Linked DNA regions of Homo sapiens: regions 1, 3 and 4 are each linked to region 2. A link is a loop called in an ENCODE intact Hi-C map of the cell type or tissue named here. Cell type or tissue: PC-9. All regions are shown on one strand. Each heading gives the region's core, and the rest is flanking DNA. Links, peaks and the distances in the headings are about the cores only. Region 1 holds the start of LOC124909457 (a long non-coding RNA gene). Region 2 has its middle 53 kb from the start of EIF5A2. Region 3 overlaps PLD1 (phospholipase D1). Region 4 overlaps TNIK (TRAF2 and NCK interacting kinase).

What was found. Hi-C counts contacts between places; a loop is a spot of excess contacts. Peaks named below come from ENCODE experiments on the same cell type or tissue, not always from the same donor. Only the 100,000 strongest peaks of a DNase experiment are listed, where the experiment ranks them.
Region 1: it touches region 2 in a loop (20-fold over the local background); 4 of 110 quality-filtered maps call a loop at or near these places.
Region 3: a loop joins it to region 2, with 4 times the contacts of the local background. A loop is called at or near these places in 4 of 110 quality-filtered maps.
Region 4: a loop joins it to region 2, with 4 times the contacts of the local background. A loop is called at or near these places in 16 of 110 quality-filtered maps.

The regions. Positions count from the first base shown.
Region 1 is chr3:172,663,722-172,669,543 of GRCh38, reverse strand. All of the region lies in intron 1 of NCEH1 (neutral cholesterol ester hydrolase 1), which reads left to right. LOC124909457 (a long non-coding RNA gene) reads right to left here and starts at 3,085. Exons shown (of 2, transcript XR_007096170.1): 1 at 2,862-3,085. In PC-9, for the core only: a CTCF peak has its summit at 2,549 (motif pointing right); a DNase peak (open chromatin) is centred at 2,533.
Region 2 is chr3:170,959,209-170,965,030 of GRCh38, reverse strand. No RefSeq gene overlaps it. Among named protein-coding and RNA genes, the nearest start is that of EIF5A2, 53 kb to the right of the region's middle. In PC-9, for the core only: CTCF peaks have their summits at 3,065 (motif pointing left) and 3,280 (motif pointing left); DNase peaks (open chromatin) are centred at 2,860 and 3,200; H3K27ac peaks cover 761 bases.
Region 3 is chr3:171,642,970-171,648,791 of GRCh38, reverse strand. PLD1 (phospholipase D1) reads left to right here. Exons shown (of 27, transcript NM_002662.5): 22 at 3,769-3,882. Among named protein-coding and RNA genes, the nearest start is that of PLD1, 160 kb to the left of the region's middle. In PC-9, for the core only: CTCF peaks have their summits at 2,065 and 2,264; a DNase peak (open chromatin) is centred at 2,241.
Region 4 is chr3:171,155,093-171,160,914 of GRCh38, reverse strand. It overlaps TNIK (TRAF2 and NCK interacting kinase), which reads left to right. Exons shown (of 33, transcript NM_015028.4): 12 at 3,251-3,455. It overlaps LOC105374216 (a long non-coding RNA gene), which reads right to left. Exons shown (of 5, transcript XR_007096163.1): 5 at 1-1,137. Among named protein-coding and RNA genes, the nearest start is that of MIR569, 51 kb to the right of the region's middle. RefSeq lists an enhancer at 1,481-1,775 and a silencer at 3,201-3,495. In PC-9, for the core only: a CTCF peak has its summit at 3,373; a DNase peak (open chromatin) is centred at 4,014; H3K4me3 peaks cover 1,142 bases; H3K27ac peaks cover 3,682 bases.

The sequences.
Region 1 (5,822 bases), core at 232-5,231, 1.7 Mb before region 2:
AATGGCTATTATTCATCTTTCAAAATCTGTTAATACCTGGAAGTTCTGCATGACCTTTAGGAAAACTACATCCACAAAACATTCCTTCTAGTTTCCTAATAAGTTTTAGAAGAAATATTACCATTCTGAGCTAAAATAGTTCTACTTCCTTAGGGCAAATTCCTCTCATAACATGAAATAGGCAAATACAATTACTCTAAAAAAAGTTCAGCCATAGCATCTTAGAGTTTAAAGGAATAACCCTTAGGAGTTCACATAATTTTTTTCCACTGCTTCCTAGGCAGATCTCATTTAGTGTAGCTGGCGTGTTGCCCTGCCCACACGAACAGTGGACTTCTCCAAACATTTCTTTAAATATTTTTCTCACAAAATGAGAAGTTGAATCAAAACGTTGGTGTTAATTCAGTGTCTCAAAGACATTAGACCCAAGGCCTCTGTCTTTTCCTCATGGTTGCTGATGAAGGCCGAAGCTATAGCCATAATGGTAATATTCCAGTTGGAGAGAGAAGAAACTACTCTTTTGTATACTAAAAATACAAAAATTAGCTGGGTGTGGTGGCATGCGCCTGTAGTCCCAGCTACTTGAGAGGCTAGTACAGGAGTCGCTATGTTTTTAGCCAGCCCATTCAGTTTTTGTAAAGCTCCATCATTACATTTTTCATCATACTGACCTAATACCTAGCTATATTTAGCTTGCTCACGCTCTGCCTTCTGGGGGGAAAATATATATGTCTGTGCATTCTCTATATCTACCTAGTATCAATTAGAGTTTTATGTTTTCCTGCATGTAACAGAAAACACGTTAACAGTGGACTTCTCCAGATACTTCTTTAAATATTTTTCTCACAAAATGAGAAGTCGAATGAAAGCATTGGTGTCAATTCAGTGTCTCAAAGATATTAGACCCAAGGCCTCTGTCTTTTCCTCACGGTTGCTGATGAAGGCTGAAGCTATAGTCATCACGGTAATATTCCAGTCGGAGAGAGAAGAAACTACTCTTTTGTAAACTAAAAATACAAAAATTAGCCAGGTGTGGTGGCAGGTGCCTGTAGTCCCAGCTACTCAGGAGGCTGAGGCAGGAGAATCGCTTGAACCTGGGAGGCGGAGCTTGTAGTGAGCCGAGATTGTGCCATTGCACTCCAGCCTGGGCAACAGAGCGAGACTCTCTCAAAAAAAAAAAAAAAAAAAAAAAAAATGCTTCCTTTTCCATTTGTTTCCTGAGCTTATTGGTGTTCCAGTTAGGGTTATTTACTGAAACTGCTTCCCTCCCTATTGGGAATGGTGTTTCTGATATTTTTTCACTTTCCCTACCTGCTTTCTTCCCTTTTGGTGTATTATAGGAGATATATTGCTCATCTCTGAAATTATCTGCTGCTTACAGAGCTACCTGCTCTTCAACTGCAGTGAGGGTCTGGTTTAGGAGGAGAGTAACATCCCTGCATGTGAGGTGAAATACCTGAGTTAAATTTTGGAAAGCTTTTATGTACCAATCATGGTTGTTAGAAAATTGGCCTAAGTCATCTTTTATTTGCCTAAGGTTTTGTTATGAGACGGGAACTTGAAGGGGGCCCAAATAAGGGGGATCCTCAAATGGTTCCCTGGAAGTTGCTTCTTTAACTTTTGGGGAACTGTTTTCCCTGGGACTGCCCAATATGATTGCTAAAAGAGCTGGGTTGATCTTACAGTGCTTGGCAAAGGTTTAGTAAAAATGCCATGCCCTTGTATAAAAGAAAATGAGTTGCTTTTCTCTTTAAAGTCCTTAGGTTAAGGAAGTGTTCCAGTGCTGTAGAGTGCACTCCAGAGGGGTGCAAGCTGAAGAAAATCTGTTACCCATCTAGAAAAAGAAGTGAGAATAAAAGCATCCTCTTAGTCTCCTTCCTTTCCGTATGACCTAGGGTGGAGGAAAAGACAGGGAGTGTTCGACTGTTTTCCCTCCCTGGTTCCTGGGTTCTGCCACCAAGTTAAATATGCCGCCCATGGTTGAAGACATGGTCCTCCAAGCCATGGAACTGGATAAACTAAGTGATGGGACTAACCGTGCTTTACTGCGCAACCTTAGGTCATCCACCTTCTGTGATTTCCCTTTGACTTCCTAAACCTGTGTGATCTGCCTGGCTCCCCAAAAAACGTATCTCCAGAGAGACTGTGTCGTCTTTGAGCAAGGCTCCTTTAATGGAGGTAGTGTGCTAGATTGCCTGCTATTATGCCCCGTGCTAAAGCATTTACTCCTAGAAAAATGGTTCTGGTTAACTTCCGTACTTAAAATCCCCTTACTAATTAAGTACTGTCTTGGAGACAGAGTAGGTGCCTTAAAAATACATAGGAACCGAATGGCCGTTTTCCCTGCTGATGGGACGCATTGAGACTAAAATTTGGCCACAGAAGACATCTTACTCCTAACTGTTGAAAACAGAGCTCTCCTGTTTACACAAGTAGCCTAGAGCCTGATTTTTAGTGGTGTGAAAGGAGATTGCAGTGTACAGCAAAGGACCAGCAATATGTCCTATGAAGAGGATTTCTATTTCCACTAGGCGGCGCTGTTGGCTTAGAAATACCTTGGGCTCGCCAGAGGATTACTAGCCGGTAATCTCACTGTTGGAGGTGGAAAAGGGGAGAACTCTGTTCCTAGAAGGTTGCAATGGCATTTTCCTGAGCTATATCCCAGGTCTACAGCATTTCCTGATCTTGCCTAACAGGATTACTTCTCTAGGCTGTAAAAATTCCCACACATTCAACACACAGAAAGTAAGAGATCGCAGACAGAGAAACCAGGAAAGAAGGAAGGTTTTGCAACAGGATAGCCGGCAGACAGCCTTGAGATTAAAGGACAGATCTGAGATTGAGATTTGCTCCATACTCACCGCTCCGATGAATGAATTCCTGGCCAATGCACCAAAATGATACGGCTCCGATGACTGGAGGAACACCAGGGTCCTTGGTCTCGCACCAGTTTAGATAAAATGACACAGACACACATGTAATGGTTTTAAGGAGTGGAGAGTTTATTAGGCAAGAAGGAAGGAAGAAGAAAACAGCTCCCCCATACAGAGACAGAGGGAGGGGGGATTAGAACAAACAGAAACTTGGTGTGTGGCAGAAAAGTGGTTGCTTATATTGGGATGCTGCAGGGGGCAGTGTCTGGTTTGCATAGGGCCCAGGGGATTGGTTTGACCAGGTGTGTCATTTATGTAGCCTGCAAAACACCTGGTCCACCCACCTTAGCCCTTTAATATGCAAATGCAGGTTGCCATGATGTTCTGAACACATGGTGTTATCCGGAGGCAGCCATGACACGTGGCACACACCGGGACAGGAAGAAGAAGGCAGGAGTTGCCATATTGGGTGGACAATTTCTAATAGCCAGCATTTGCATATCAAAGCTTGCCAGACTGGCCCTTCAAGTCGTTTTTCTGTTAGAAAAGAAATGGCTTGGGTTCCAAGAATAGAAGCAGCTCCAGTCTACAGCTCCCAGCATGAGTGACACAGAAGATGGGTGATTTCTGCATTTCCAACTGAGGCACTGGGTTCATCTCACTGGGACTTGTTGGACAGTGGGTGCAGCCACGGAGTGTGAGCCAAAGCAGGGTGGGGCATCGCCTCACCCGGGAAGCACAAGGGGTCGGGGAATTCCCTTTCCTAGCCAAGGGAAGCTGTGACAGATGGTACCTGGAAAATCGGGACATTCCCACCCTAATACTGTGCTTTTCCAGTGGTCTTAGCAAATGGCAGACCAGGAGATTATATCCCGCGCATGGCTCGGCGGGTCCGACACCCATGGAGCCTTGCTCACTGCTAGCACAGCAGTCCAAGATCAAACTGCGAGGCAGCAGCAAGGCTGGGGGAGGGGTGTCCACCATTGCTGAGGCTTGATGAGGTAAACAAAGTGGCCAGGAAGCTCGAACTGGGTGGAGCCCACCACAGCTCAACGAGGCCTGCCTGCCTCTGTAGACTCCACCTCTGGGGGCAGGGCATAGCTGAACAAAAGGCAGCAGAAACTTCTGCAGACTTAAACATCCCTGTCTGACAGCTTTGAAGAGAGTAGTGGTTGTCCCAGCATGGAGTTTGAGATCTGAGAACGGACAGACTGCCTCCTCAAGTGGGTCCCTGACCCCTCAGTAGCCTAACTGGGAGGCACCTCCCAGTGGGGGCCAACTGACACCTCATACAGCCAGGTGCCCCTCTGAGACAAAGCTTCCAGAGGAAGGATCAGGCAGCAACATTTACTGTTCTGCAATCTTTGCTGTTCTGCAGCCTCTGCTGGTGATACCCAGGCAAACAAGGTCTGGAGTGGACCTCCAGCGAACTCCAACAGACCTGCAGCTGAGGGTCCTGACTGTTAGGAGGAAAACTAACAAACAGAAAGGAATAGCATCAACATCAACAAAAAAGACATCCACACCAAAACCCCATCTGTAGGTCACCATCATCAAAGACCAAAGGTAGATAAAATCACAAAGATGGGGAGAAACCAGAGCAGAAAAGCTGAAAATTCTAAAAATCAGAGTGCCTCATCTACACCAAAGGATCACAGCGCCTCGCCAGCAACGGAACAAAGCTGGATGGGGAATGACTTTGATGAGTTGACAGAATTAGGCTTCAGAAAATCGGTAATGACAAACTTCTCCCAGCTAAAGGAGGATGTTCGAACCCATCACAAAGAAGCTAAAAACCTAGAAAAAAGATTAGACAAATGGCTAACTAGAATAAACAGCATAGAGGAGACCTTAAATGACCTGATGGAGCTGAAAACCATGGCACGAGAACTACGTGACACATGCACAAGCTTCAGTAGCCGATTCGATCAAGTGGAAGAAGGGGGTCAGTGATTGAAGATCAAATGAATGAAATGAAGCAAGAAGAGAAGTTTAGAGAAAAAAGAGTAAAGAGACAAACAAAGCCTCCAAGAAATATGGGACTATGTGAAAAGACCAAATCTACTTTTGATTGGTGTACCTGAAAGTGACGGGGAGAATGGAACCAAGTTGGAAAACACTCTGCAGGATATTATCCAGGAGAACTTCCCCAACCTAGCAGGGCAGGCCAACATTCAAATTCAGGAAACACAGAGAATGCCACAAAGATACTCCTCGTGAAGAGCAACCCCAAGACACATAATTGTCAGATTCACCAAGGTTGAAATGAAGAAAAAAATGTCAAGCGCAGCCAGAGAGAAAGGTCAGGTTACGTACAAAGGGAAGCCCATCCGACCAATAGTGGATCTCTCTGCAGAAACTCTACAAGCCAGACGAGAGTGGGGGCCAATATTCAACATTCTTAAAGAAAAGAATTTTCAACCCAGAATTTCATATCCAGCCAAACTAAGCTTCATAAGTGAAGGAGAAATAAAATCCTTTACAGACAAGCAAATGCTGAGAGATTTTTGTCACCAGTAGGCCTGCCTTACAAGAGCTCCTGAAGGAAGCACTAAACATGGAAAGGAACAACTGGTACCAGCCACTGCAAAAACATGCCAAATTGTAAAGACCATCGAGGCTAGGAAGAAACTGCATCAACTAACGAGCAAAATAACCAGCTAATATCATAATGACAGGATCAAATTCACACATAAGAATATTAGCCTTAAATGTAAATGGGCTAAATGCCCCAATTAAAAGACACAGACTAGCAAATCAGATAAATCAAGACCCATCAGTGTGCTGTATTCAGGAGACCCATCTCACATGCAGAGACACACATAGGCTCAAAATAAAGGGATGGAGGAAGATCTACCAAGCAAATGGAAAACAAAAAAAAGCAGGGGTTGCAATCCTAGTCTCTGATAAAAGAGACTTTAAACCAACAAAGATCAAAAGAGACAAAGA
Region 2 (5,822 bases), core at 494-5,493:
TGCCCAAATTATTGATTACTGCTTACCGCAGACAGCAGTGGCATGGCTTGGACAGTGCCAGGCCACTGAGGGTTGCTGCATACCAAGTGGCCTCTCTACCACTCTCATTTCCTAATTGTCAATGCCAACTACAGCCAAAGTACCACTTAGCTGAAGGCACCAGCATCTTTTATTTTGGCCTAGCTGCTTCAGCCAGTGCTTGGCCTAGTGCTTCAGCACTAATCTGTCATTCATTTAAGAGTGGTTCACAACCCTGTCTGTACATTAAAATCACCTGTGAAGTTAAAAAAAAAATTACCCAGGACTGCTCCATCCCCCAGGTATTCTGGTTTATTTGTTCTGGGATGAGACTAGACATAGTCTTATTTTCAAAGCTCTTCAGGTGAACCTAATGTACAGGCTGGATCCAGAACCCCCAATTTAAGAACTCTGAAAGGGTATACACCAAAATATTCATACTGGGTCTATCTGGGTGGTAGAATTACATAATAAATTCTACTTTTTTGTTGTTCTTGTTTTATCTTTAAAAGCATGCAAGTGTTTAAGTTGTGTATGAGAAAGGCTTTTTTTTTCCAAAAAAGTAACCCTCAAATTAACATAAAATTAAATTTCTATTTTAATTAATAGTCCCAATTTGAAATAAAGTTGGGGTGAACTATGTAAGTAATAATATTTCTTTTAAAAATAAATGGGATTAATGCAAACAACATATACTCCAAATGCGGGAGACTTTAACATTCTATCATGATTTCAAGAATTAGAGTCCTCCCTACCCATAAATAGCTCTATCAGGGTCAGAAACCCTTTTCCCTACCCTTTTCACTTATCCATATCAGGGACAATGACTCATCCTCATATACATATCTGGGCCCCCTTGGGATTCATCTCAGCATAGACAGGAAAGATATAAAAGACCCCATTCTGAAAAAGATTGAGCTTAAAATCTATTACATAAGATGCATATGCTAGTGGCTTGATTTGACTTATATAGATCTGGGACATATATGCCTGCCAACTATAGGTATTGGAGTTCTCTAAAGTCCCCTACCAGGGGAAAACACTCCTTGGTGAGATGTGTACACTGAGTATTTAGGGAGATTTTATGTAAATTGGTAAAATTTTAGTTTCTTTAACTACAAAATGTCTCTCACCTGCTTTCCTTCTCACTGGGCAACTTCCTCTTTATTAAAATTGACATCATCACTTATTATCCCATACAAATGTGCTTGTTCAGCTCCCACAATAAAATGTCTGGCCCAAAATGCCAATAGAGCTAAAGCTGAGAAACCCTAGCTTATGTATATATATGACCTCATTTATATTTTCTGAGGGCTACTTTGCTCACTTGTAACATGGGAATAAAAATACCTTCAAGGTATTTTCTGACCCTTGAAAACATAAATGATTTACTCAAGAGTACCTATCTAATAAACAATAATACTAAATATTGGACCCAGATTTCTAAATGCAGTTACCTTTCTATTTCATTACAATCTTGGTATCTACTAGATTCTTACAGCTCTCCTACTTGTATTCCCGCCTCCCTCCTTTCCTGAGCATGGTAACCCCACTCTTCAACCCTCATTTTTTTCTACCTGGCTTTCTTACCTTTTCTGACCTCCGATACTGTCTTCTCTTGGGTTATCATTTGGCCTTCTTATCCTCTGGTTCTATGTTAGGCCCAAGTAACAATGTTAGAGCCTGAAATTCCTTCCTTCATTAATGAATGTACACAATGGAATAACATTAGGAATATAATTTCTCTCCTAAATATTTTTATTGTTTGCTTAATATAGGTGCTCAGAGTTAAAACTTAGGGGGAAAAAAGATAGCAAGAGAGAAAATTTAAATCGGTCAATCTCCAAATCTAGAAATATATCTCTGCCATCAATTTTAGTATTTTCTCTATGCAAATCTTTTCTTCTATTAAAAAGCATTATGTCAACAATATGGTGTATTTTTTTTCCTATAATAACACTGGGGGCCTCTTTCTATGCCACTAAATATTGTTCTCGAGCACCATTTTTAATAGCTCCATAGTAATTCATTGTATGGATATATTAGAATGTCTTTAACCAACTTTGTATTGTTGGTTAGGCTGCTTCTAATTTTTAGCTTTTACAAACATATTTTGTAACATATACGAAATATTCTTAAAGCAAATCTTTGATCATTCTTTTCATGTTTTTACCTAGAAGAATATATAGATCAAATGACATTCAAGAATTTAAGGGTTTTGACAGACTCAAATTGAAAGGAAATTTTACTTCAAATTGATAACTTTTTTTTTTGGTAGGTGGGGCTGCTAAGCCATGAACATCCTTTATCCAGGTTGGTTTCTCACTATGGTGGCCTCTCATTGCTTATCTGTGAAATGAACAACCAGAGTAAGGCTGGCAGTTGGTGGTAATTAGTCAGTACTTTTACCACTACTATAAACTACTTCTGAATAATCTTGAAATTCAATTCCACTGACCTTTAGTAAATTCCACATCATATTAAACACAATCCAAAGACTATAAACATAAACTGCCTACCTTGGAGGTGTTTATAATTTAGTGTACACACATTATTATGTAATACAAAATGTTATCAGTTTGGTAAGAAAATTTAAAAGTGCTGTAGAAAGAGGAATATTTCTGAGTAAGGTGTTTGGGGAAATTGTCATGAGGGAAATGATATTTAATTCAGGCTTCAATGATGGGCAAGGTCAGATTTTGAACTGGCAATAGGCAGAAGGGCATTGGGAGTATGGAGACACACAAAGCAGAATAGTCAGTGGCAAGAAAGTGTATGACATTTATTTGAAAAAAAAAGGACAGCAGTCAATGTTTCTCCTGAGTAGGGTTAATGCAAGGCAACAATAATAGATACACTGGGAAAAGAAGATTGGTATCAAACTGTAAATTCTTTGCTGAGGAGTGGAAACTATTTGGAGGGGAATAGGGAGCTGATGAAGGGGACAGAAATGCTGCACGAAGGTTACTCTGTGAGCAGTGTGGATCACAGTGGCATCTGGTGTTGGGAATTATCACAGTAGCTCTTTTGTGAGAAGAAAATAAGGGCCTGGAAATGAGAAAGGTCGAAGAGAAGGAAACTGACAGCCAGAAAACGTATAGCTGAACCTCTTCAAATTGTGTAAAATATAATAATGCAAGCAAGAGTAAAATTGGCAAATTTAAAAAGCTTGATTTATAGTCTATGTTCCTCCCACCCAAATTTTTCCTAAATTAATATGCAACTGTCAGCACAGATTGTTTGCTGTTAATTTAACTACATTTGAAAAGCTTTAGCACCACCTGGTGATGAAAACTCAGATCGACTCCAACAACCCTAAATTCCATCTTTTTTTCTGCCAAGTTTTTATTTTGAAAACATTTCAAACATACATAAAATTTTAAAGAATACTGTAATAACACCCTTACACCTTCATCATATTTACCAATTGTTATGTTTTGCCACATTTGCTTTAGTTCTTCCTCTATGTGTTGAACCATCTGAAAGTAAACTACAGACACTAAAACAATTCAAAAACTGTCAGCATAAACTTCCTGAAAGGATACCCTCTGCATAATGACAATACCATCTCCTTACCTGAAAAATTAATAATTTTACACCATCATCTAATATGCAATCTATATTCAAATCTTCCAAGTTTTCATCAAAAAAAATGTTTTTAAGTTTGCATTTTTAAGGCCAGAATGTAATCAAGACTTACGCTTTGCATTTGGTTGACATGTTTCAGGGGTCTCTTTTAATCTAGAGCAATTCTCACTTTTTATTTTGGCCTTCCATGGAGGCCTTTGCTGACTATCTTATCCAAGATCCACCCTACCCCCATTGGGGTAGGGTGCTTTTCTGTCTTTGCTTTTCTGCCCCCATTTTACTTAACATTTATTGACACTTAGCATTTAGCGGCTTTCCCTCTTCCTTTTTTTTTTTTCTTGCCTGTCTCTTCCCACTGAAGTATCAGCTCCATGAGAAGAAGGATTTTGTTTGTTTTGTTCACTGCCCACTGCTCCATCCTCAGTATCCAGAACAGTGCCTGGTATACAAAAAGTGCTCAATAAATACTATCTGTTGAAGGAAAGCATTGACCTCTGGGAGTTTGATTATTAAATGTCTTGAGGTAATATTATTTGGGTTAAATCTGCTTGTTATTCTATAACCTTCTTGTACTTGAATATTGATATCTTTCTCTAGGTCTGGAAAGTTCTGTTATTATCTCTTCAAATAAACTTTGTATCCTGGACTCTCACTCTAATTCTTTTTTAAGGCCAATTACTCTTAGATCTGCCCTTTAGGGGCTATTTTCTAGATCTTGTGGGCATTTTTCCTTTTTTTTTTTTTTGAGATGGCATCTTACTCTGTCGCCTAGGCTGGAGTGCAATGCGGCGATTTCGGCCTACTACAACCTCCACCCCCCCGGTTTCAAGCAATTCTCCTGCCTCAGCCTCCAAAGTAGCTGGGATTATAGGTGCCTGCCACTGCACCTGGCTAATTTTTGTATTTTTAGTAGGGACGGGGTTTCACCATCTTGGCCAGGCTGGTCTTGAACTCCTGACCTCGTGATCCACCCACCTCAGCCTCCCAAAGTCCTGGGATTACAGGAATGAGCCACCGCGCCCGGCCAAGCAGGCATGTTTCATTCCATTTTATTCTTTTTTGTCTCCTCTGCCTGTATATTTTTAAGCAGCCTGTCTTCATGGTCACTAATTATTTCTTCCACTTAATCCACTTTGCTGTTGAGAGAATCTGAAGCTTTCTTCCATTTATCAATTGTATTTTTTAGCTTTGGGATTTTTACATGATTTTTAACAATTATTTCAATCTTTTTGTTACATTTATCTGACGGGATTCTAAATTTCTTCTCTGTGTTATCTTGAATTTCATTGTCTTTTAAAACACCTATTTTGAAATCTCTGAGAGATTACATGTCTCTGTCTCTCTGGGATTTGCCCTTAGTCTCTTATTTAGTCCATTTGGTGTGGTCATGCTTCCTGGATGTTTCTGATGCTTGTGGATGTTTGCTGGTGTCTGGGTATTGAAGAGTTAGGTATTTATTCCAATCTTTGCATTCTGGGCCTGTTTACACCTGTCCTTGAGAAAGCTTTCCAAGTATCCAAAGGGAATTGAGGGTGTACAGCAAATCACCATGGCCACATGTCTACCTATGTAACATACCTGCATATTCTGCATCTGTATCCTGGAACTTAAAGTAAAAATTTAAAAAAAAATTACGTAAATGTGTTTAAGAAAACTACCTAAAGCCAGGGAAAGAACCATCTGAAAGAATAAAGGACATAATGTGTAGAACTCACACAGGCCTGGGAACAGTGACTGTTCCCACCAGCCAGCTGTAAGAATCTCATAAATCAGGGGCATTGAGTAGAGTACTCAGGAAGGCATTATCTCAGCACTGGGAAATATTTAGCTCTAGACTGAGTGCTGCTCTGGACCCACCTGAAAAATCATAAGAGCAAGACCTAAAAAAATCAAATTGTTTCCAAGTAACTTGATTGTATCTGAGAACAATGCTCAAGAAAATTTATAGGAATACAAAAATATCCAGCACTCAACAAGTTAAAGTTAACAATGTCTGACATCTCACCAAAGATCACCAGCCATGGAAAGGAGAAGGAAAACACAACACATAAAGAGAAGACTAATCAATGAATAGAAATCAACTCAGGACTGACGAAGATGTTATAATTAGCAGAGAAAGACATTAAAACAGCTTTTACATATGTTCACAAGGTTGAGACCTAGAAATATAAAAGAGATTCAAATCAAACACAATAACTAAGATAAAATATACAGTG
Region 3 (5,822 bases), core at 256-5,255, 680 kb before region 2:
ACGAGGTCAGGATATCGAGACCATCCTGGCTAACACGGTGAAACCCCGTCTCTGCTAAAAATACAAAAAATTAGCCGGGCGTGGTGGCAGACGATTGTAGCGCCAGCTACTCGGGAAGCTGAGGCAGGAGAATGGCATGAACCTGGGAGGTGGAGCTTGCAGTGAGCCGAGATCGCACCACGGCACTCCAGCCTAGGCGACAGAGCGAGACTGGGTCTCAAAAAAAAAAAAAAAGTAACTATGTTCTTATGTGGAAGGATTTCCAAGATACCCTGTTAAATGATAAAAATCATGTTCAGAAAAGTGTTTATAGTATTCTAATATTTGTGTAGAAGGAAAAAATACATATATTCTTATAAATTCTTACACTATTTCTAAAAGAACATGGAGGAAACTGTTAACAGGAGTTGCCCTCAGGATGAAGGAGTGAGAGAGATTTTTTTTCACTGTATAATCATCTACCTCTTACATTTTGTACTATGAGCATATGTTACTCATTTGAAAGTAACCTGTTTGGTAGTTCCTCAAAATGCTAAACATAGAATGACCACATGACCCAGCAGTTCCATTCCTGAATATAAACCCCAAAGAACTGAAAACAGGGACTCACAGATACTGTATGCTAGTATTATAGCAGTATTATTCACAATAGCCAAAAGGTGGAAACAACATAAGTGTCCATTAACAGATGAATGTGATATGTACATACCATGGAATATTATTCAGTCTTAAAAAGGAGGGAATTCTGACGCATGCTACAACATGGGTGAACCTTGAAGATGTTATGCTAAGCGAAACAAGTCAGACATAAAGGACAAGTATTGTATGATTCTAATTATATGCAAAATCCAGAACCAGCAGATTCATAGAGACAAGCAGATTAGAGGTTTCCAAGGGGTGCAGGCAGGGAAAAACAGGGTAGTTATGACTGGATAGTCACCGAGTTTCTGTCTGGGATGTTGAAAAGGTTTGGGAATAGATCATTATGATAGTTGTACAACATTGTATATGTAATTGATGCCACTGAACTGTACACTTAAAAATGGGGGCTGGGCGCGGTGGCTCACTCCTGTAAGCCCAGCACTTTGGGAGGCCGAGGCGGATCACCTGAGGTCAGGAGTTCGAGACCAGCCTGACCAACATGGAGAAACCCCGTCTCTACTAAAAGTACAAAATTACCTGGGCGTGGTGGTGCACACCTGTAATCCCAGCTACTCAAGAGGCTGAGGCAGGAGAATTGCTTGAACCTGGGAGGCGGAGGTTGCAGTGAGCCGAGATCGCACCATTGCACTCCAGCCTGGGCAACAAGAGCGAAACTCTATCTCAAAATAAAAAAAAAAGGGTAAAATGGCAAATTTTATATTACATGTATTTTACCACAATAAAATGTAATTTAATTTAAAGACATAAAATATAATTTTATTTAAAGAAAAAAATGTATGTAATATATTATATACACTTTACAAACAAAATGTAATTTAATTTAAAGGAAAAAATTCCTGTTCAGCTTAACCTCTTCTCTACCAGAAACTTCCCCAGAAACATTTTTCCAACCTGATCCCATCCTCCTAAAGCAAATAATACCGAGTGCATAGCATGTGCAAGGGTCTTTGATTGGGTACTACCAAAACCAGAAAGATATGTGGGCAGGCATCCTGTGTTTCAAAGGAGCTTATCACATAGCCTAGAGAGCAGATGTGTGTATCACTATCGTGTAAAGCAGAAAGAGTGCAGAACAGACATCCTGGCCATGTGCTATGAGTGCCGAGGCAAGAATAAAACAACTCTGACTGGAAGAGCCAAGTGGCTTGGCAGAGGAAATAGCCAATAAGGTGACCTAGAAGAAGTGGGATTCACTGGAGGCCCAGAAGGCTGATGAGCCAAGCTTTATTAGTAGGAAGGTGTACCTCTGAACAAAGGGTGGTAGTCTCCTGTCACTGGGCTGTGGTGATGGGAGGATTATACTGTAAGGCAGTATAATCCTGAATTCTGAAAAGGCAGTTGAGGCCAAATGACATCCATTTTTAACTGTCCAGTTTAATTTTTTGACTTTTAAATGTTGGCTGTGGGGAAATAGCTTAATAGCTTAGGTTTTCTTTTCTTTTTTTTTTTTTTTGTCTGTTCTTTTTCGCTATCCTGCTCACCATTTAGGGATGTGAGCCTTTTATTCTTACCAAGCAGCAAACTTGAACAGTTTACATTTTTTAATGTCTTCTTTCCAACTCAAACTATGTTTGCCATCTAGTGAATAATCCATGCCATTACAACAACCTACTCAAGATCCTTGTTTCTTAGCATGGCAGCCAAACTCACAGGCCTCCAAATTTCATTGTTGGTAGTCATTTCTGCCCTGAACTTCTCTTTCCACTTGCCCTGACATCGACTTTAGAGACATCAGTAATAAAATCTGATCCCCCAAAGAGTACTGATAATATTCACATGAAAGAAAAATTTAGTTGTTTAGAAGAAAATGCACTTTAGAAATGAGAAGTTTAAGTAGGATCGGACTTGAAAATTAACCAATGACAACACCTTTGTGTGAATATAGTCCTCCCGGATATCCCAGCGAGATTCATTGATCACAGTGTATGTCACATTCCTTTCGAGGCTTTTTCTTCTCCCTGTATATCCTATAAATAGAGACAAGAACGTTAATAGCTTTTGATTCTGAATAAATGGTACCTATTTGGAGCATACTTCAAATTTCTGATTTTCTGAATGCCCGTCAAAGAGAGAAAGCTACACTTTCTTCTTCTATTGTTATATCATTGAGTAGAATTCATTTTCTTTCAAAGGTTGTCATTAATCACTTGAGAGAATGGGACATGAAATATTGTGTTGTATGTGCAGGGGACTTAAATATACATACTGGCCACTCAGAATTCTTTTTTTTTTTTTTTTTTTTTTTGAGATGGAGTCTCGCTCTGTCACCCAGGCTGGAGTGCAGTAGCGCGATCTCTGCTGACTGCAAGCTCCGCCACCCGGGTTCACGCCATTCTCCTGCCTCAGCCTCCCGAGTAGCTGGGACTACAGGCGCCCGCCACCACGCCCGGCTAATTTTTTGTATATTTAGTAGAGACGGGGTTTCACCGTGTTAGCCAGGATGGTCTCAATTTCTTGACCTCGTGGTCCACCTGCCACGGACTCCCAAAGTGCTGGGATTACAGACATGAGCCACCACGCCCGGCCGGCCACTCAGAATTCTTAAAGGGCCTAGGGTAACATTTTACAGCTGAAAACTCAGAGTTTCTAAGTAGATAATGATGACTTCTGTTTTGGAAAATGTAATGGGTCCAGTGTGTCTTTTTGCCCCTGCGATCTAGGCTATGAGAACTGATTTACTCAACAATTATTAACTGAATGTCTACTATTTCCACGGCTCTAGCTAGGTACTGTGTTAACTATTAAGTTCTTTTTCCAAAACTTTGTTATAGCCTCCCCTACCCGCCTCTTTCCATGGGATCCAAGCAAGGATTTCTTACACTGCATTTTGTCCTACAAGCGATTATGCTGTAGAGAGACAATGGGTACAATTTCTACTTTACTGCCAAGTTTAGCTTGTTATTCAGGCTATGAAGCGATAGCCTGGATGACAGCTTCTGTCTTCCAGTCCAACAGCACACCCTCCCAAGTCCTGAAATGTGACAGAACGTGTTGTAGGAAGCCATTCACTCAATCTCAAAAACCATGTGAACTGCTTGGCTGTCATCTAAAATTGATACTACCTTTTATTTTTTGGGTGAATTTCTCTGCATCTGACCTTTGCAGGGAAAACCAGAAATACCGGGTATATGTCGTGATACCACTTCTGCCAGGGTTCGAAGGAGACATTTCAACCGGCGGAGGAAATGCTCTACAGGCAATCATGCACTTCAACTACAGGTGCCAAAACTCTAAATGGTCTATTTTGAGCTTTCGGTCATGCATCATGTAAGCTGATGAAGGGAATGGCAGTGTTTCTCCACATCCATTCGGTGGAGTGGGGAACAAATGAACACTTTATTTTACTTTCAAATCTTGGCCCGTTTGCTAGTTGATAAAATTCAAATGGAGCCTACAATGATAAATGATTGGCCTAAGACACATGGCAAACATAAAAGAACTAAAATATTAGTCCTTCTTGTATAGTTACTGTCTATTTCTATATATGTATAATGTTGATTAAAACTTATCTTTAAGTGGGTAAATAGCTATTGAGCTTTACATGTACTTTGCAGTAAATAGAGAAAAAATTAAATGCCTGAAATGGTAAGATTTGCTTGTGTTTGGTTATGATTCTTTAGGTAGCAAGTCCTTCAACAAGGTTGATAATGATAGCCTCTGTTAGTAAATAAATTCCCGGAATTTTGTTTTCTCTACCACATCTTTGTTAAAATTTTAGGGAAAGTTTTGTGCTTGATATTTTTAAAAGCTGAGTTTTTATATTTATTTAAAAGGGCACACTTGGGTTCCTCTTGAGGCTTCAGATTTGGCCAGTGGAGCATTGTGAAAAGGGCTGGAAAGTGCTAGCTGGTGGGTTGGGGGAGCACAGGCTAGAAAGCCTGCATAGATGGGGATGGAAATGCACCTCTGACCTTCTCTCAGGGTCACTTAACCAAAATCTCTTATTTTTCTGAACCACCTGTAGTTTCTCACCTTTCTAATCAAACCCTTCTGAAAGGTGGGAGAGGACGAATGATACTTTACATAGAACCTTTGGTAAGTAAAGCAGATTAGGGGTCAGGGCCTTGGTCAAATCGGGGGTGGAGACTTAGATGCCCTCCTGCTTGGGCCCCCTCGCCAGATGCTCCTGCTGGAGGATCTGTGCACAGTTCGAGTGCACCATTGTAGTGGAAATTTTTTTTTAATCCTCTTTTTTCTTACTGATGTTTCAAGCTTGTATCTGTTTATCTGCCAGGATTTCAAGGAAAGATTTTTGTTTGTTTGTTTCCTCCAGGGTGCTTCTGCCTAGTTACAGTACAAGAGAGCTTTAACTGTGCTTTGGCCTATATACTTGGACTGAAGATTTGCACATTTCTAATATTATCTGATTTATAAAATGATAAAGCTTTTCAAGTATTTAAGGCTCTGACATAATGTTTAATTGAATTTTATCAATTTCATTCGCCATTCTAATATTATTTTTGTAATATTGTTAATTGTAATTGTTTTCTATGACTATTTTCTTGCCTTCGAACCAGCTGAATGAAATAACACATTTGGCTTTTGTTCAGAAACAAAAACTATAACCTTTTATTATGCAAAAACATCTCTATTTGCTGGCATCATCTTTAATAATAGCATTTCTCAGGCATAAGTATACTCTTTATTACTCTCATAGAGCAAGCAGATGAAGCATAGAATTTTTGGTTTTGTCAGATTTTATAATTCATCAGTGATTATCAGAGTCTTAAGAAACAAAATCATTAGCAGAGTCCTTTATTTGAGACTATATTTTTCGTTTTTAGTGGTTTTGCTGAATTTAAAGACAGTCCATTCTAATAGTTTAATTTGTAAATTATTCTGCTAAGTGCTTGCCCTTTTCACCTCTGAGAGCAATGTGATTCTCTAAGTATTCTTATCTACTGATGCATTCTAAATTTATCTTTGCTGTTACCCAGTTTTGTAAGAGGGAAAGTTCATTCATGACCCTTCTTTTTTTAATAGCCTCTCTTTCTGAAATCTAACACGAATTTTATAACTTTTCCATTTACCTACCTCAAAACAACTATCATGTCCCTATTAGTAGCATTACAAAAGTGATATTCATGTAACTGTTTTTAGCATTTAGATATATATGTAGCATCTTCTCATAGAAGCACTTGTTCTGTTTTTACTTGTGT
Region 4 (5,822 bases), core at 257-5,256, 200 kb before region 2:
CGGACTTGCGTTATTCAGTTCGTTACTTCACACCTTTGAGAAGCCCATTCGGGTAGCCACTGTCCTTGTCACATGCCTTGGTATTTTCATTGCAGCCTAATCCAGGAGAAAGTGATTTTCAGAAAATCAAATTATATGTAGAGATGAACTCCAAACAAATACTTTTGGGCCATTCCTGTTGTCACCTGTTGGACCTCAGAATCCAGGGCTGTTTTATTGTCATGCCTACATTTTGAATTCCACTTGACTTTGATTCTGACTTTCTTCTAGTCTGTGTTTATAAGTAATTAAGGTTAGTGTGCTTGCACTGCCAGGATATCTCTTTGGTGAGCGAATTCAGCTTGTTGAGTCAAGGAGGGCAGGCCCACATCCCATGGTGCCATGCAGTATACATGTGAAGTAAGACTTGGGGGGAATTGCACAAGCAGAAGACTCATTGAGGTGTGGCCTCCCTCCTCAAGCCATCCAAGGAGTGGACCCTAATGCTCCAGAAGGATCAGTTCCTGTACCACTGAGGGAGAGCTTTCTGACCAGAAAAGGGGCCAGCTTAGCCACCACTGCTAGAATGAGCCAGATACCATGTGTTCTTTTTTTATGCTAACTCAGACCTACTGAGCTGGATTCTTGCTAAGCTTCTATAAGAAGATGGAACTGAGCTTTCAGAGCCATCCAGTTTTTCTCTCTTCACCTGCCACAGGATTCCTCAAGGTCAAAGACCGAATACTTCTTTCCTACCATCTGATACATAGCATGTTGGCCGTCCCCGGTTTAGCTGCATAAAGAAGATGACTGCCAAGTAGTGACATAGAAAATGAACATTCCTGAAAGGCAGAGGACCAAACGCCCTGCTTTCAGAGAAGTTGTACACCAGTGTTCAAAAGCTTACCCAAAAGGTTACTGTGTCAGCCTTCTGACCACTTTCTGTAGAACTGAGAAACCCTGTCTTTCTAACACTTGCTAAACTGCATATTAGGAGTCACTCAACGAGCCAGCCCAGCCGTACCTTAACACTTCCGTAATTATAACATGTCATTATATCATGCTGAAGATTATGTTCCAAGTCCTGTTGTTGTTGTTATTATACTTTAAGTCCAAGTCCTGTTTTTATGGACGTATCTAATTAATCTTCATGAAATCCTGAAAAATAGAAAAGGACAATGGTTATCTCATTTTAGAAATGAGGCGACAGCCTAAGGGTTGCACCCAGGTCACACACAGAGTTAATGGTTGAGTCACTAACACAGCTCAGATCTTCTGACATTGATTCAATATCAATTAATATTAATGGAGCATCCTCGTGTGCATGGGAGGCTGGGTTCCCAAGTCCCTCCCCTCTGCACAGGGCAAGTGGCCTGTGTAGATAAGCACCATCGTTTGGGGTTTTAGAGTTTGACACAAAGGCTCTAAGTTTTAGAGAAGGCTTGTGAGTAGACGCCAAGCATTGTCTATGGAACATCACGAACAAAGCCTTTTTATGTCTTTTCATGGCAGTATCTCACACAGCACACTAACTACTCTCCAAAACCGATCCTTGGTCCTCTTGTTAACTGCCACGAAACTTGCTCCTCCCTCAGCATTCCTCATTCCTGTTCTCGTTACCACCGTCACCCAGCCACCAAGACAGAACCTGCAAGTCATCCCTCACTCCACATGTCAGATCTGTCCACAGGCTTCGTGACCTCTATCCCCAAACGCTCCTTCCCTCCTCCACCCGCTCTGCTCTCGCCCTGGGTGGTGTCCCCACCCCAGAACCACTCTGCAGCAGCAGTCCGGCTTGCTGTGCTTGCCCCTGTACCCCTCGCTAGGTCATCCATTTAGCAGCCAAACCCATCTGCTCATGTTGCTCTTCTGCATAAAACCTTCCCGTGCCTGCATGGCTGTCGCGGCCCCGCACCTATCTCTCTGACCTCCTCTCATACCCTTCTCCCTCTCATTCACTCTGCTCTGGGAAGCCGGGCTGGTGTTCAGTTGCTCAAAAATAGGGTGCACCCCTGTTTTCCTCTCAGGCCTCTAAACCTGCTTTTCCCTCTGCCTGGAACGTTCTTCCTTCTTCATCAACTGCTTCCTTCCCAGAGAGGTCTTTCTGACCACCCATCTAAAGTAAGGCCTCAAAGCTTACCTCAGCTCCCAGCCACTGTCACTGAAACAATTACAATTTTAGTCTTCTATAGAGCCTATTAATACCTGAAATTATTTGTCTGTATGTGTGTCCCATAAGAAGATAACTTTAAAGGGAGAATTTATCTAGCAACTGCCGTATCCTTAGAGCTTACTACAGTGACTGCCACATAGCAGGTGCTCCGTAAATATGTGTTTAATAGATTTATTTCAAATGGAAGCTTCCAGAAAGATTAAAAGGGCTACGTTTGAATAAACAGAAGTCATTTCTTAGCTCCCTCTTAGGCTGCTGTGCAGAATCAAGGAGTCTGTAACATTTAGTTGTTCACCTGCGAGCAGGGCAGCCCAGGACCACCAGCGAAGTAGGTAGAACTTATTTATGTCCTCTCGATCTCTGTCGTATGCACACACATTCATGTACAACCACCATTTTACAGAAGACAAAACTGTTACCTAAACAGAATCTAGGAACCAATGAGCTGGGTTGAAGTCCTAGCTGCACCTGCTGTGGCCAGAGCCAAACCAAGCCCTTTAAGTGTGGTACAGTCAGGCAAACCCTGACTTGGACTCAGCAGGCTTGGGCTCAGATCCTGGCTCTGTGTTGACCTTGACTCAAGGGTTTTCCATCGCTAGTTCATCGTGGCTTCACAGGAGCAGCCTGGCCTCTGCCTCATGGGGTTTGGTGTGAGGGGGTGGTGTGGGTGAGGCCGATCTGTGCTTGTCTGAGTACCCTTGTTGCCCACCATTGTCCATTTTTATTGAAAATAATCCAGTCTGGGGCTCATGGCTTGCACACTGGCTAAAGTCTTTAAAAACAAATCTTTGCCACGTCCCAAGGATGAGGGAGTGGTGTGGACAGTCCTGGAGAAGGTGACAACTCTGAGAATGTGACATCCCTCTATGGATGGAGGCAGCATTTGTTGGCCACAGTCGTACTGAAAGGGAGGCAGGTCTCTTATCCTGATGCTGTTTCTTTGGGGTGAATGATTGAATTAGCGGAGGATCTAGGAGCCTGTGCTCTTCTTTCCCTGTGTGTGGGTGAATCATTTGTCCCGCTTTCCTCCTCCAAGGCCTCTTGGTAGCCATGGCCCCTGCCCCACGTGGGATCCTGATCACTCTCTCCTACCCACAGCTCCATCCTGAATCTGCCAGGGGAGTCGACGCTGCGGAGGGACTTTCTGAGGCTGCAGCTGGCCAACAAGGAGCGTTCTGAGGCCCTACGGAGGCAGCAGCTGGAGCAGCAGCAGCGGGAGAATGAGGAGCACAAGCGGCAGCTGCTGGCCGAGCGTCAGAAGCGCATCGAGGAGCAGAAAGAGCAGAGGCGGCGGCTGGAGGAGGTGAGGACCTGCTCGGGCCACCTCTGACCCCAAGCCTCTCAGTTGTGGTCACTCTCCAAGCATTCCCTGGGGGCCCACATCCCACCTGTGAGCACACAGAGCTTAGAGGCACAAAGGGGTTGACTGCAAGGGCAGATAAGTCCTGAATGCTCTTACAAACAAAAGGCTTCCCTTGCTTTTTGTGGTGGTGTGGTCATTTCAGAAAAGCAGGTGAAGGCCGTCACCCCTTCCTGTCTTGCCCATATATCACCTTCTCAGCACCTTCTCAGCTTTACTTAAAGTCACAGTCCCTCCCTCCAGCATGTCCTATTTCCCTGCCCTGCCTTATTACTTTTACACAGCCCTTAGCACCTTCAAATATAGTCTACATATACTTTTACATGCCTGAATGTCCCTACTGGAATTTAAGCTCCATCAGGACAAGGAGATTTTATCTCTTTTATTCCCTGATGTATCTCTAGCATGTCGTAGGTGCCTCATAAATATCTGTGGAATGAGTAATATATGAATGAATGGGTCAGTAGTTGAGAGGTGAAATATAGGTATTAACTAGATCACAGTGAATAAGCAGATAAGTGGAATTTCAAGTATGGAAGAGTAGGACCTGCCTATTGATGCTCTGAATGCTAGGAAGAATGTTTCACAGATCCTTTCCCAGACATCCCTTAGTACCCAGGGCCTGTCCTCCAGCCTGTGGGCAAGACCTGCCTTTAGCAGCAGATACTGCTTATCTGTGTGGGAAGCCATACTGCTAGCCACAGTTGGCTGCATGCCTTGTCCTGGGCCAGACTCTCACCTTGTGGTCTTACAGACATTTGTTAAAGCCTCCTTCCCAGAACTTTGCCCAGATATCTCAGGCCTCCTTCCTCTGCCAGATAAATCAAAGCCTCTAGACAATTAGGAAACCGAGAGAGCATATCTATTGGGGAAGTTGGGCAGCAGATGAAAGGCGCACTAACTGCACGGTAATGGGATAGTAATTTTACAGGTTTCCCGAACACCAGCTTGCTTCTCATTAACGGGCTTGCAGCAATTCACTTGCTTTGCCAGGTGGCCACTGAAGATTTAGAGGGTGGTGAATTGCAGTCACCAGCAGCAGATTGCTTTTTAAATGGTACATCAAGGTCCAGCCTCCCTGGTTTAAATCAGTAAGGGCCTCAGTTCCAGTTTGCAGCAAATCCCATCAACCTCATTATGTCCTTCAAATATCAGTATCAGACCAGCAACAATAATACCCAATGGTTACAATTATTGAGTGATTTTAGTAATGTCAAGTACCAGGCAGGATGCTTTGCTTATAGCCACTATCTCATCTACTATCATTATCTCTTTTCCTGTATTGATTATCTCTCATGCAAAACTCATAATCCCCATTTAACAAAGAAGAAACTGAGGTTCAGGGAGGGAAGTAATTGGTCCCATGTTGCAGGGTACTGTGTTTAGTACTTTACACGAATTGTCTCATTTAATCCTCACAATAATCTCCAGTCTAAAGATAATGCAGCTGAGTCTTAGAGAGGTTAATAACTTGTTAAAGGTTGAGAAGAAAACCGGGTTTCAGATCCAGGGGATTGGCCTGCAGAGCCTAAGCACCAAGTCACTGCATGTGTTCTGTGTCTCCACTGATAAGTCAAAGTTGGTATGCTTTTCCACATCCCTCATCTGGCCTCTATGTCTATAGTCTTTTATCCTGAACATTTAAGGAGTTCTGCGCAAGGGCACAGAATCTGTGGCCAACAGATGCTCGCCTTTGACCTGGGTTCTGTCTCACGCTCCCAGTCAGAGCTATTGCCAAGGCCTCCTTTGTGTCTCTTCTCTTGTGGCATTTGCTTGAACCTCTACCATGGAGCAAGTCAGAGTTCAGCTCACTGAGGCATGTGCAGCCAGAGACACACCCTGTCAATCCTGGCTTGCACAGAAGACGTCAGCCAGCATGCATGAGGGCACAAGCCTTTTGCTGTATGTACCAATGGGCATGAGCCTTGGCTCCATACCAGAAGCAGGAATGCTTCTGGCCACAGAGCATTGATAGATTATTCCAGCTTTCTCTTTTGATCCTTCATCTTATTCTATAGCGCAGTGGAGAAGAACAAGGAATACTAAGTACTCAGAGAGCTGTAAATTCTGAACCCCTTAGTCATGACATTCTCTCCCACCAGGAACTCTTCTGCTGTGTCCTGCTCCTGCCAGGTCCCCTTCTATGTCTGCTTCCCTGGCCTTTGGTGACCACTTGTGTTTCTGGTGTCCTGAGTAGGAACTTGGACTACATTGTCATATAGAAACTGTTAAAGCCCATAGTTCAGCTTGAGTATTTCACTGCGAGTCATTTTTCCTTTTGTAGGAAAAACATTCCCACTTAGCTACCCC